2 separate regions of the Homo sapiens genome follow, and region 1 is linked to region 2. The links are chromatin loops, found by intact Hi-C in ENCODE. Cell type or tissue: dorsolateral prefrontal cortex. All regions are shown on one strand.

Evidence for each region. A loop is a pair of places that touch in the nucleus more often than their neighbours do. Peaks named below come from ENCODE experiments on the same cell type or tissue, not always from the same donor. Only the 100,000 strongest peaks of a DNase experiment are listed, where the experiment ranks them.
Region 1: it touches region 2 in a loop (3-fold over the local background); 7 of 110 quality-filtered maps call a loop at or near these places.

What each region holds. Positions count from the first base shown.
Region 1 is chr15:29,067,483-29,072,482 of GRCh38, forward strand. All of the region lies in intron 4 of APBA2 (amyloid beta precursor protein binding family A member 2), which reads left to right. Among named protein-coding and RNA genes, the nearest start is that of APBA2, 180 kb to the left of the region's middle. In dorsolateral prefrontal cortex, CTCF peaks have their summits at 2,530 (motif pointing left) and 2,742; DNase peaks (open chromatin) are centred at 3,219, 3,949, 4,279 and 4,429; H3K4me3 peaks cover 2,413 bases; H3K27ac peaks cover 5,000 bases.
Region 2 is chr15:28,987,242-28,992,241 of GRCh38, forward strand. All of the region lies in intron 2 of APBA2 (amyloid beta precursor protein binding family A member 2), which reads left to right. Among named protein-coding and RNA genes, the nearest start is that of APBA2, 100 kb to the left of the region's middle. RefSeq lists enhancers at 3,673-4,174, 4,175-4,674. In dorsolateral prefrontal cortex, CTCF peaks have their summits at 2,229 and 2,428; DNase peaks (open chromatin) are centred at 2,350 and 4,740; H3K4me3 peaks cover 765 bases; H3K27ac peaks cover 5,000 bases.

The DNA.
Region 1 (5,000 bases), 80 kb after region 2:
AGTGGGAGTAGGGGAGCCTCCCCTTCTCTCCTAGGTCTTGTATGGGTCATGATCCCGCCTTGGCAGGAGTGGAAGGAACAGATCCCACAGGCTGTGGCTTATGGTAAAGTGATTGTGGTCATGCCTTGTGAGTGTCATTAAAATAAACATATATCGTTAAATCCACCATCAAATAACAGCTATTTCTGCCATCCTCTCGCCTTTTCCACAAGTTTAAATATCCCAGATATTCTACTGTGTATATTCCTAAAAGCAGACAGGTAGATTTAGTAAAGTTAACTGGATCATTGGTACCTTCTTTATAGATCATCTGGTGAAACTTGTTTTTCAAATTATGAGTTGTAGGGCTTTGTTTTAATGTCTGTAGCCTTAGGCAGTTCCATTGAGACTAAGTTTTTTTCTTATTAAGACTAATCTTATTGACTGGAACTGTGGACTCCTCGTATTAGGAGAACAGAGATGTGGCCTACATAAATTAGTGGAAGTTAAATACTGTAGAAAATGCTCTCTGGAAACCAAAGTCTAACATCGACTTACTACTGGTCATTCAATTTCCTTTTGGCTTGGGCACCATCGTTACATTCATTTTTCAGATGTCAAGCTAGTTTTCTCAGAATGTGTGCAGGGCTCGAGGCCAAGTGTGGAGGCCACAGGGGAGGTCACAGGTCAAGCCTTCTGGGAGAACTGCAAGCTTGAGCCTCTGATAAAGTCACGCGATTGAATTTTAGCCCCAGTAGGTTGCTGTCGTTAAACTGTGCACACAGGGCTTCTTGCTTTTAAGTTAGCAGGATGGAAAAATTGCGGATGTTTGCAGCAAATGTGTAGAACCAGTGGCAGAAGCAGCCATGCTGGCCCCTAAGCAATGGTATTAGAAAGGGTTGATGAAGATTTTCTCATTTGAGAGTTGAACAAAACCAAATGGAATTCTCCCTAGTTCCGCAGCACTGGTGGGTGACTCTCCCTGGGCCGGTCTCAGCCCTGCAGAAAGGGGCACTGTCTGCTTAGCTTGGTCAGCGCAGGGTCTACTGCAGCAGAGTGCCAGGTGGATCACAGCCCTCTTGTGGGGGAAGGATGGGCGGAGCTCCCACCTTCCCCACAAATGGACACAGAATGGCACCTGGTATGTGAGGCAGGTGCAGGTGACCAGGAGAAGGGGCTGTCAGTGGTTGATGGACAGCTGCCTCTGCTGCCTGGATGACCCACCCCCTCCCCTGGACCATCTCCCACTTTGCCTGGGTGTCAGTCACTGGAGGGTTAGCTCAGTACAAGCTGGCGGATGACCTCCGTAGAGCTTAGGTGAAGGGGCTCTCACAGGGCAGTATGTTTGAGACCCTTAGAGGGCTCTCTTTACTCTTGCTTCTCCTATTATTTTTAAACTGTAGTAATACACACGTAACATAAAGTTTACCATTTTAAAGTGTACAATTCAGTGGCATTTATCACAATGTTGTGCAACCACCTCTGCTCTTTAGTTCCAGAACATTTTCGCTGCCCCCAGAGGAGACCCTGTATTTATTAAGCAGTCACTCCCCATTCTTCCCTCCGCCCCCAGCCCCCACAGTGAAAAATCTGTTTTCTCTCACTTTGGATTTGTCTATTCCGGATATTCCATAAAGATAGGATCAGACAATATGTGCCCTTTAGTGTCTGGCTTATTTCATCATCATGTTTTCAGGGTTCATCCCTGTTGTAGTGTGTGTCAGTACTTTGTTCATTTTTGTGGCTGAATGATATTCCACTGAATGGCTATTTTACATTTTATTAATCCACTCATCCACTGATGGACATTTGAGTTGTTTCTACCGCATGATTAATGTGAATAGTGCCACTGTGACCATATGTGTACAAGCTTTTGTGTAGACACTTGCTTTCAGCTCTTTTGGGTGTATCACTAGGAGTGGAATTCCTGGGTCATGTGGTTATTCAGTGTTTACCGTTTTTAGGAACCACAGATGTTTTCCACAGTGACAGAACATTTTACATTTTCACCAGCAATGCATGAGGGTTCTGATTACTTTCAAAGGAAAAAAATTAAGCAGCCCTGTCACCTTGATGGTTTGGTCTCTGGCCTCACCGCTTCAGCTCCTCTGGCCTGATCTCCCAGGGCCTGCTTTTGTTCATGTGTGTGTCTGTTTATACCCTGGCTCATCCTGTGGAGGGTCTGAGGCTGGCAGGATCACTGGGTTCTGTCTCCACATTGGAAGGTGAGCTGTCCTAGGTCAGGGTCTTTGTTGCATGCATCGTCCTGTCCTTAGCAAGAGCTACCCTGTGCCATATGGGACATACAACAGGCACCTGTTCAGGCCTGGCCATGTGGGCCCACCTTTGGATGGTACTTGACAAAGCCTCAAAATGCAGTGACAAGTTTAGATAAATATGATTCTGTTCTGAAATGCTGCACTGGACACAGCCATCCACTGCCTGCCCTTTACAGGGCTCTGTGAAGAGACAGTGAACAATGAAGTGGAGGACGTGTGCAGGTGGCCCCAGTGGTCGGTGATGGAGGAGAGATTTCAGCAGACCAAGCACGGAGAATAAAGCCAGGCCAGAGTGTGCTATCAGCCTGTCTGCCCCCTAGAGCTGATGGACTCAGCAAATAACAGTATAGGGTACCCAGTTACATTCGAATTTAGACGGGTATAGGATTTTGGTTTTTCAAGATGAAAAAACTTATAGTGGTGAGGGTTGTACAACATTATGAATTTAATAACACTGAACTGTACACTCAAAAATGGTTAAGATAGTATATTTTATTGTATGTGTATTTTACCATAATAAGCAATTGAAAAAATAAGTTGTATTTCAGGTAGATAGCGAATAATTTTTTAGTATAAATATGTTCCATGAGATGTCTGGATACCGGGATGCAGGAGGGACTCCCCTTCCTCCTCCCATTCACAGGCCTGCCTAGAGATTTGTAAGTACAGACTGACTGGCTGTTTTTCCCAGTGTGTCTTGTCGTGATACTTTTAAGCCACAGATCCGCTTTGAAAAGATATGATCTCCCCCAGGGGAGTAACTATTATAAGAACAAATACTCTATCCAAGCTTCCATTCTCCTCAAGATAAACATCACAGGAGTGACCTGAATTGTAAAGAGGAGTGGAAGGAAAAGAACAATACCGTAATGTTTTCTGAGCCACGCAGATGTCAGGGGACGGATCCAAGGGCGTCTGAAAGAAGACGTCCACGCTGCTGAGTGAGACCTTCCTCTGTGCTGCTGAGTGAGACCTTCCATCTGACCAGGGGGTCATGCTCTCACTGCTCCTGCTTGGAGTTCTGGTGCTGTAGCGGGTCTCGGCCGCCCCTTCTGAGCTGGGTGGAGGAAGAAGTCCCTGTTGAAATATCAGATGAGTAGGGATGATCGCCTCTTTTGAAAACAGGAGCCGTGAAGGGATTCCCAGAGAAGATTGTCATCTAACGGAGTCATTCGTCCGCCCAGGACTTCTCTGTCACAGGGTTACGTTTGGGAGAATTTTCACAGGCCACTGGGGATGGCTGTGGCTAGCCTGGCTTTCCACTGATGCCCTCTATCCCTAACCTCAGCTCCTGACATGGCTGTCATTCCAGAGAGTGCTTGGAAGCATCCTGACTATGTTGACGATGGCCTGAGCGGAGTGAGTGTGCACTAGTTTGGTGTTGTTTCATCCAAAGCAATGTGATTATATTGCTGTACTTTCAGTTTCATCAAGCAGGCAAAATGAGAATTGACACTTTTTAAAATCCAAGCTTTAGTTTCACCACCTGGAGCCAAGGTGTTTATTAGAAAGATTTATTGGCATTAGTGTATTTTTATTACAAGCATTTATCTCTGTGCTGAACAGTTGCCCCTGAGTCCCGTGTGCTGTGAAGAGTCTGTGCCACACCACACATTAATTTTCTGTCCTCAGAGCTCCGGGGACACACGCTGATTCTCATGCTGTGCCTGCCGCCTTCTCCGAGTGATGGCTGATGTGGGTTTCAGGCCCCACTACAGTTACTCAGCGACAGATGGGACCCCGTGTCCTCTGTTGGCTGTAGGGAGTTGAGGCGACCCTGGCTGGCATCTTGTTTTGAGGGGTGGCTGGCTGCTGTACTTTGGGGAGGGCATAACAGGATTTAAATAGTATCTTTATCTAGGATGCCTGGAGCCCCAAATCCATGTGGGCCTCCCACTGTGTGAATTTCAGATGCTGCCAGCCCCCCAACCCCGCCACCCCTGAGATGGAAATTAGAGCACCAGATGGGCTCTCCCAAGGAGAAGCATCACAAGCCCACCCTCCTGCCTCTTTGGAAAGTAACCCTGGCTGTTTATTGTGAGATGTGGTTGTCATGGTGACAAGTGGACACCCGCTTGGGAGGGAGATAGAGGAAACGCTGTTATGGAGGAAAGGTCACCCCTAGAGACAACCTTGTGTTGCCCGTGGACACCCCATACTATGGCCTCCGTACTGGGGAGTCCCATGGGTAGGGCATGGGGGTGCAGCCATCAGTCTGTGTCCCCAGCCAAGCCTTGAGCCCTGGCTTGAAGTTGCATGAAGGTACAGTGGCTGGCCCAGCCCTAACCCGTGGTGGATGCAGCCCCTGTTGTGTCCCCCAACCCCTGACTTATCTGGCCGCCTGATGAGAGTCTGTCGCCCTACATCTGTGGCGCTCCCTCTGCCTGACAAATTAAATCCCGCCCAGCTTGCAGGAGGGATGTTGTTAACCTGATTTCATTTGCTGGTGGGCTGGTTGATTTCTTTGGGGTTTTTTTGGAGATGACCAGCACCTGTCCAGCAACTAGTAAGGCAGGGAAGGCCTCCAGGAACCCAAGTCCATGCAGAAGGGCACTGTGTTGGGGAACTTTCAGACAAGTGGGTAAAATACCGACGTGTGCTATGTGCACCTTGAAATAGCAAAGTGTCCTCAACAGAGCTCTCTGGGGGATGTCCCAAATAAGGTTTACTTTAGGAGAATGTGAGCGGCATCTGAGGCGAGATTCTCTTGTTGCATCCTTTGGAAGCTTTTGCTTGGTGTTC
Region 2 (5,000 bases):
CTGTGTAACATATTATGCCAACACTTAGTGGTATAAAACAGTAAACATTTATTATCTCACACATAGTCTGTGGGCCAGGAATATGGAAGCAGCTGAGCTGGGTGGTTCTAGTGGAGGGGAAAGATGTGAGCTGGGGCACCTGAAGGCTTGACTGGGGCAGGAGGATCCACGTCCAAGATCGACTTCACCTGGCTGTTGGCTGGCAAGAGGGCTCAGTTCTTTGCCATATAGACCTTTCCACAGAGCTGCTTGAGTGTCCTCACAACATGGCAGGCGGATTCCCCCAGCCTCAGTGATTCAAGAGAGAGTATAGAGAGAGTAGAGAGGAAGCCGCTGTGCCTTTTATGACCTGGTCTCATTAGTCATACACTGTCATTTCTGCTTATGTCTGTTCACTAGAAGCAAGTCACTAAATTCAGGCCACACTCAAAGAGAAAGGAATTAGGTTCCACTCTTTGAAGGGAGTGTCAAAGAATATGTGGAGAGAGATATATATATATATATATATATATTCTTTTTTTTTTTTTTTTGAGATGGAGTCTCACCACTCTGTCACCCAGGCTGGAGTGCAGTGATGTGATCTCAGCTCACCGCAACCTCCGCCTGCCAGGTTCAAGTGATTCTTCTGCCTCAGCCTCCCAAGTAGCTGGAATTTACAGGCACACACCACCACACCTGGCTAATTTGGGTATTTTTAATAAGGCAGGGTTTCACTATGTTGGCCAGGCTGGTCTCGAATTCCTGACCTCAAGTGGTCTGCCCGCCTCAGCCTCCCAAAGTGCTGGGATTACAGGCATGAGCCACCATGCCCAGCCTGTGGATGTATTTTAAAGCATCATAACACCATTGCAGCTAGAGCCCCTCCCCAGTTGCATCTTGTCTTTCACACAGAGGTAACTACTGTTGAAGTTTGATCCTTGTTTATGGCCTAGTACATGTATAAGTATTTCTATCCCTGTTAGTTCTGCATTTTGTCTGTAAGCGTTATGTAAATGATATCACCTTGTATTTTTTTCTGTAGTGTGCCTTTTTTTTTTTTTGAGATGGAGTCTTGCTCTGTTGCCCAGGCTGGAGTGCAGTGGCGTGATCTCGGCTCACGGCAAGCTCCACCTCCTGGGTTCAAGCGATTCTCCTACCTCAGCTTCCCGAGTAGCTGGGATTACAGGCGCCCGCCACTGCACACAGCTAATTTTTGTATTTTTGGTAGAGACGAGGTTTCGCCATGTTGGCCAGGCTGGTCTCGAACTCCTGGCCTCAAGTGATCCGCCTACCTTGGCCTCCCAAAATGCTAGGATTGCAGGCCTGAGCCACCGCGCCCATCCAGTGTGCCTTTTTTGCTTAACATTATGTTTGTGAGATTCATCCATGTGAAAACAGGTGGCTGTATTTCATGCATTTTCACTGCTGTGTGGTATTGCATTGTACAAACATAAGACTATTTGTCGTTCTCCATTGATGGATGCTTAGTTGGGTTCCTGTGACTTGCTGCTACAAACAAGGTTGTCTTGAGTACTCAGGTATGTGTCTCTCTGTGAACGTGAGCTGGATTTGTCAGTATATTTAGCAAGGATTGGAATTGCTATGGGAGAGAGTACAGTAATCTTCAAACGTACTAGAAACAGCTAAATTTTATTCCAAAGTGTGTGGGTGTCCTCATGAGTGGTCCCACTGACAGCGTATGAGTTTCCTCTTCTCCTTTTTCTTGACAGCACTTGGTGTTGTCAGACATTTTACATTTTTGTCTAATGCGTGAAAGTGCTGTCTACATGAGGTATTAATTTGCATTTCCCTGCGTGCCAGTGAGGCTAACATCTTTCCATGTATCTATTTTCACATATATATTTTTTCATATATTTGGTATTCTGTGAATGACTGGCCATATCTTTTGCACCTTTTTTTCTGTTTTCTTATTGATCAATCTGATCCGTTGTTGAGTTTATGTACCATAAATATCTTTTTTCTTTTCTTCCTTCTAACATAATGTAGAAGCTAAGAGTGTGGATTCTGGGGCCACATTGCCAGGGTTAAATCCCAGCTTCAACACTTCCTGTGTGGCCTTAGGCTTAGTCTGTGTATGCCTCAGTGTCCTCATCTGCAAAATGGGATGATGGCTCCCCACGGTGGGCCTGGGAGGATGCGCAGGTTCGTATCTGTGAATCAGTTAGTGCCTGTCATAGTAAGCACAAGATAGACTAATGCAACCTAGTGTGCTGGGCCCTGTGTGGCCACACGGGGCTGTATGCACAGGCGTCACCATGGCCAGAGCTGGAGCTCAGATGTGTCTGAGAAGATTGGCAGATGCTGCTTCACTCTGGCTCCCGGTCTCCTGGGTGGCCCTGCTTCCATCCCTGAGCTGCCTGAACGGAAAACGAAATCCCATCCCCGCTCCAGGGGGTGCCTGGGAATTGGAAGGCATCAGGCTCCTCACAGCAAAAATAGAAGCCTCATTTGCTTAGGAGAGAACAATGACGAGGAGGCAAGCCAGCAGAGGCGGCCTTGGCGGGCTGTGTACACCCTCTGCTTGTCTCCGCACTCCCTGGGGTCAGACGTAGACGTGGCTAAGCTGCCTGCAGACCTTCTCTTCCCCTTCATCCTGGCCTGCAGTGGGCATCAGGGTCCATCCTGGGACGTGGGCTGTCTTGGCACCAAGTTCCAGTTCTTAATACCTCAGTGTCACACTGTTCCCTGATTTCTCAAAGCCAGGAAGGAATTGCAGAAAACAAGGTCAGTTTAGTATCGAGAATCACTGGAGAGCCGTGTCAGAGCCCTGCTGAGAAGGGCGCGGGGAACTGTGTTCCTGTCTACCTGATGCTGTGGGCTGCACAAGGACGGACTTACTGAAGATTACAGGCCAGGGGGAAGAGGGCACGTTTAGTGTCAACCCTACACAGAAGAAGTTAGCTCCGCTGGGCGCGGTGGGCACTTTGGGAGGCTGAGGCGGGTGGATCACCTGAGGTCAGGAGTTCAAGACCAGCCTGGCCAACGTGGCGAAACTGCGTCTTTACTAAAAATACAAAAATTAACCTGTTGTGGTGGCATATGCCTGTAATCCCAGCTACTCGGGAGGCTGAGGCGGGAGAATTGCTTGAACCCGGGGTGGGAGAGGTTGCAGTGAGCTGCACTCCAGCCTGGGCAACGGAAACTCCGTCTTAAAAAAAAAAAAAAAAAAGAACAAGTCAGCTCAGCCCCACTGCAAGGAGCTCCTGGGTTTATTTAAGTGAGCCTCAGATAACTTTACATAAAAGCAAATGTGTAAAAAGCGATAAAGTCAGATATATTGAACATTTGTCCTGAGGGCAAATTTCTGAGCTCTAAAAGCCAGTTTGGTTTTAGATAACATCTGTGAGTCTGGAAACAGGCTGAGATACTCTATATCTGCACTCCCAACTCTGCCTTTGGCTTTGTGAGCCCTGTGGTCTCCTTGAAAGAATTGGTCCCCAGTGGGTGAACTAATCACCCATGAAGAGTCTCCCAATTCAAATCTGGAATAAAAAGTGAGGACATGGGGGCAGAATGTTACTCATCACATGTGGCCCGTCAGTACTAGACTTCAAGGTAAGTTTCCAAGAACAGAGCTCTGTGACCATTTTCATGATAGCAATTTGTACATTATTACTAAGTAATTTTAATGCCGTGTTTACAGGCCACCTTCCCAAACAAAACAATTGTTTCTGGAAGTTAGACTCTTGAAGACTTAACTTTTAATCCAGTTTGTTCTCAAAACATTTGCACAAATGAGAGTCTTGAGGTTTGAGCTTTCTATTCTAAAGGCTCAGCTTCTTGCCCAGGAGAAAAATAATACATGCTCGTGTTTATAAATAAGAGTTATGGCATTGGAGTCCTTTACATTGCAGCCAGCCTAGGGACTCAGTTATTCAGAATTTAAACATTTTACTTGTAAAGAGCACTTTGGTATCCACCCCAAGGGCCCTCCTCTGCCTGTCTCAGCACCATCTCTGTGTGTCCCATCAGGAAGCAACAGACAACTCCCTAAGCCCCACAGTAAAAACGTCTCTCCTGGTCTGGGGGCGCATCCATCCCCCATGTCCCCAGTCCCATCCTGGGTGTTCTGGGATTCCAGCCACAGCTGTGGGGACACCGCCATCTCACTGCATCCCTCTTGCTCTTGCGGCAGCTTGGCTGAGCTACAGGGCCGGGCCGCAGGAGGCGTCCTTGTGCCGGAGCTCACCTTGTGCCGGAGCTCACCTTGTGCCAGGTGTTGAGCTCTGCCAGCTGCCCGGCCCCACTGTGAGGCCGCCCCTTGCAGGTGAGTTCACTGGCAGCCCAGCCAGCCCACGAAGGCCATGTGAGTGTGAACCCCCATTACAAGCTTTCCCTCATGAGATGGCGCTGATCAGTCTGGGGGATACCTGCCTTTCAGTATGGGCTGCAGCCATTAGGCTGGTACCAGGAGGAGCCAGGTCGAGCTGGCACTGGGGCGACGCTCTGTCTTTGATGCACCCTGATGCCTCCCCCATCCTGCTGACCATGGTGCTCAGCACAGACCCCTTCCAACCCATCCCAGGGCCTCTGCTCAGTGTGGCCAGAGCCTCCTGTCAACAAGTATGTCACTGCCTTCGGGTTATTATTGTTCACCAGATTCCACTTGCTCTACAACCCAGGCACAGTGCACCAGAGTTTCCCAAACCTGTGTGCCGAGTGCCAGCCCCTTAGCAAGTGCAGCGTTGCCCATTTCACTCTGGGAAATGCAGCCATAGCTCTGGGGCCAGCTAGAGGAAGGAGTGTGATTGTGCCTTCCCGGGACAGCTTCCAGGTCTGGGAGTCTGTGATGTTGTGAGTGTTGCCTTAGCTTTGCTAAGAAAATGCTTAGGGAGATGGGTTCCTTCACCCATTCTTCCACTCATGTGCCTTTCTGGCTCCAGGGCTGGTGTCCCCTGCTTTGGAGGGGACGCTCACATGAGCTGCCCTATTGGGGTTCCGTCAAGTTTCTCTTAGCCTAAGCGGCTTCCTGTCTCGGGCTCCCTCCCCAGCCATTTGGG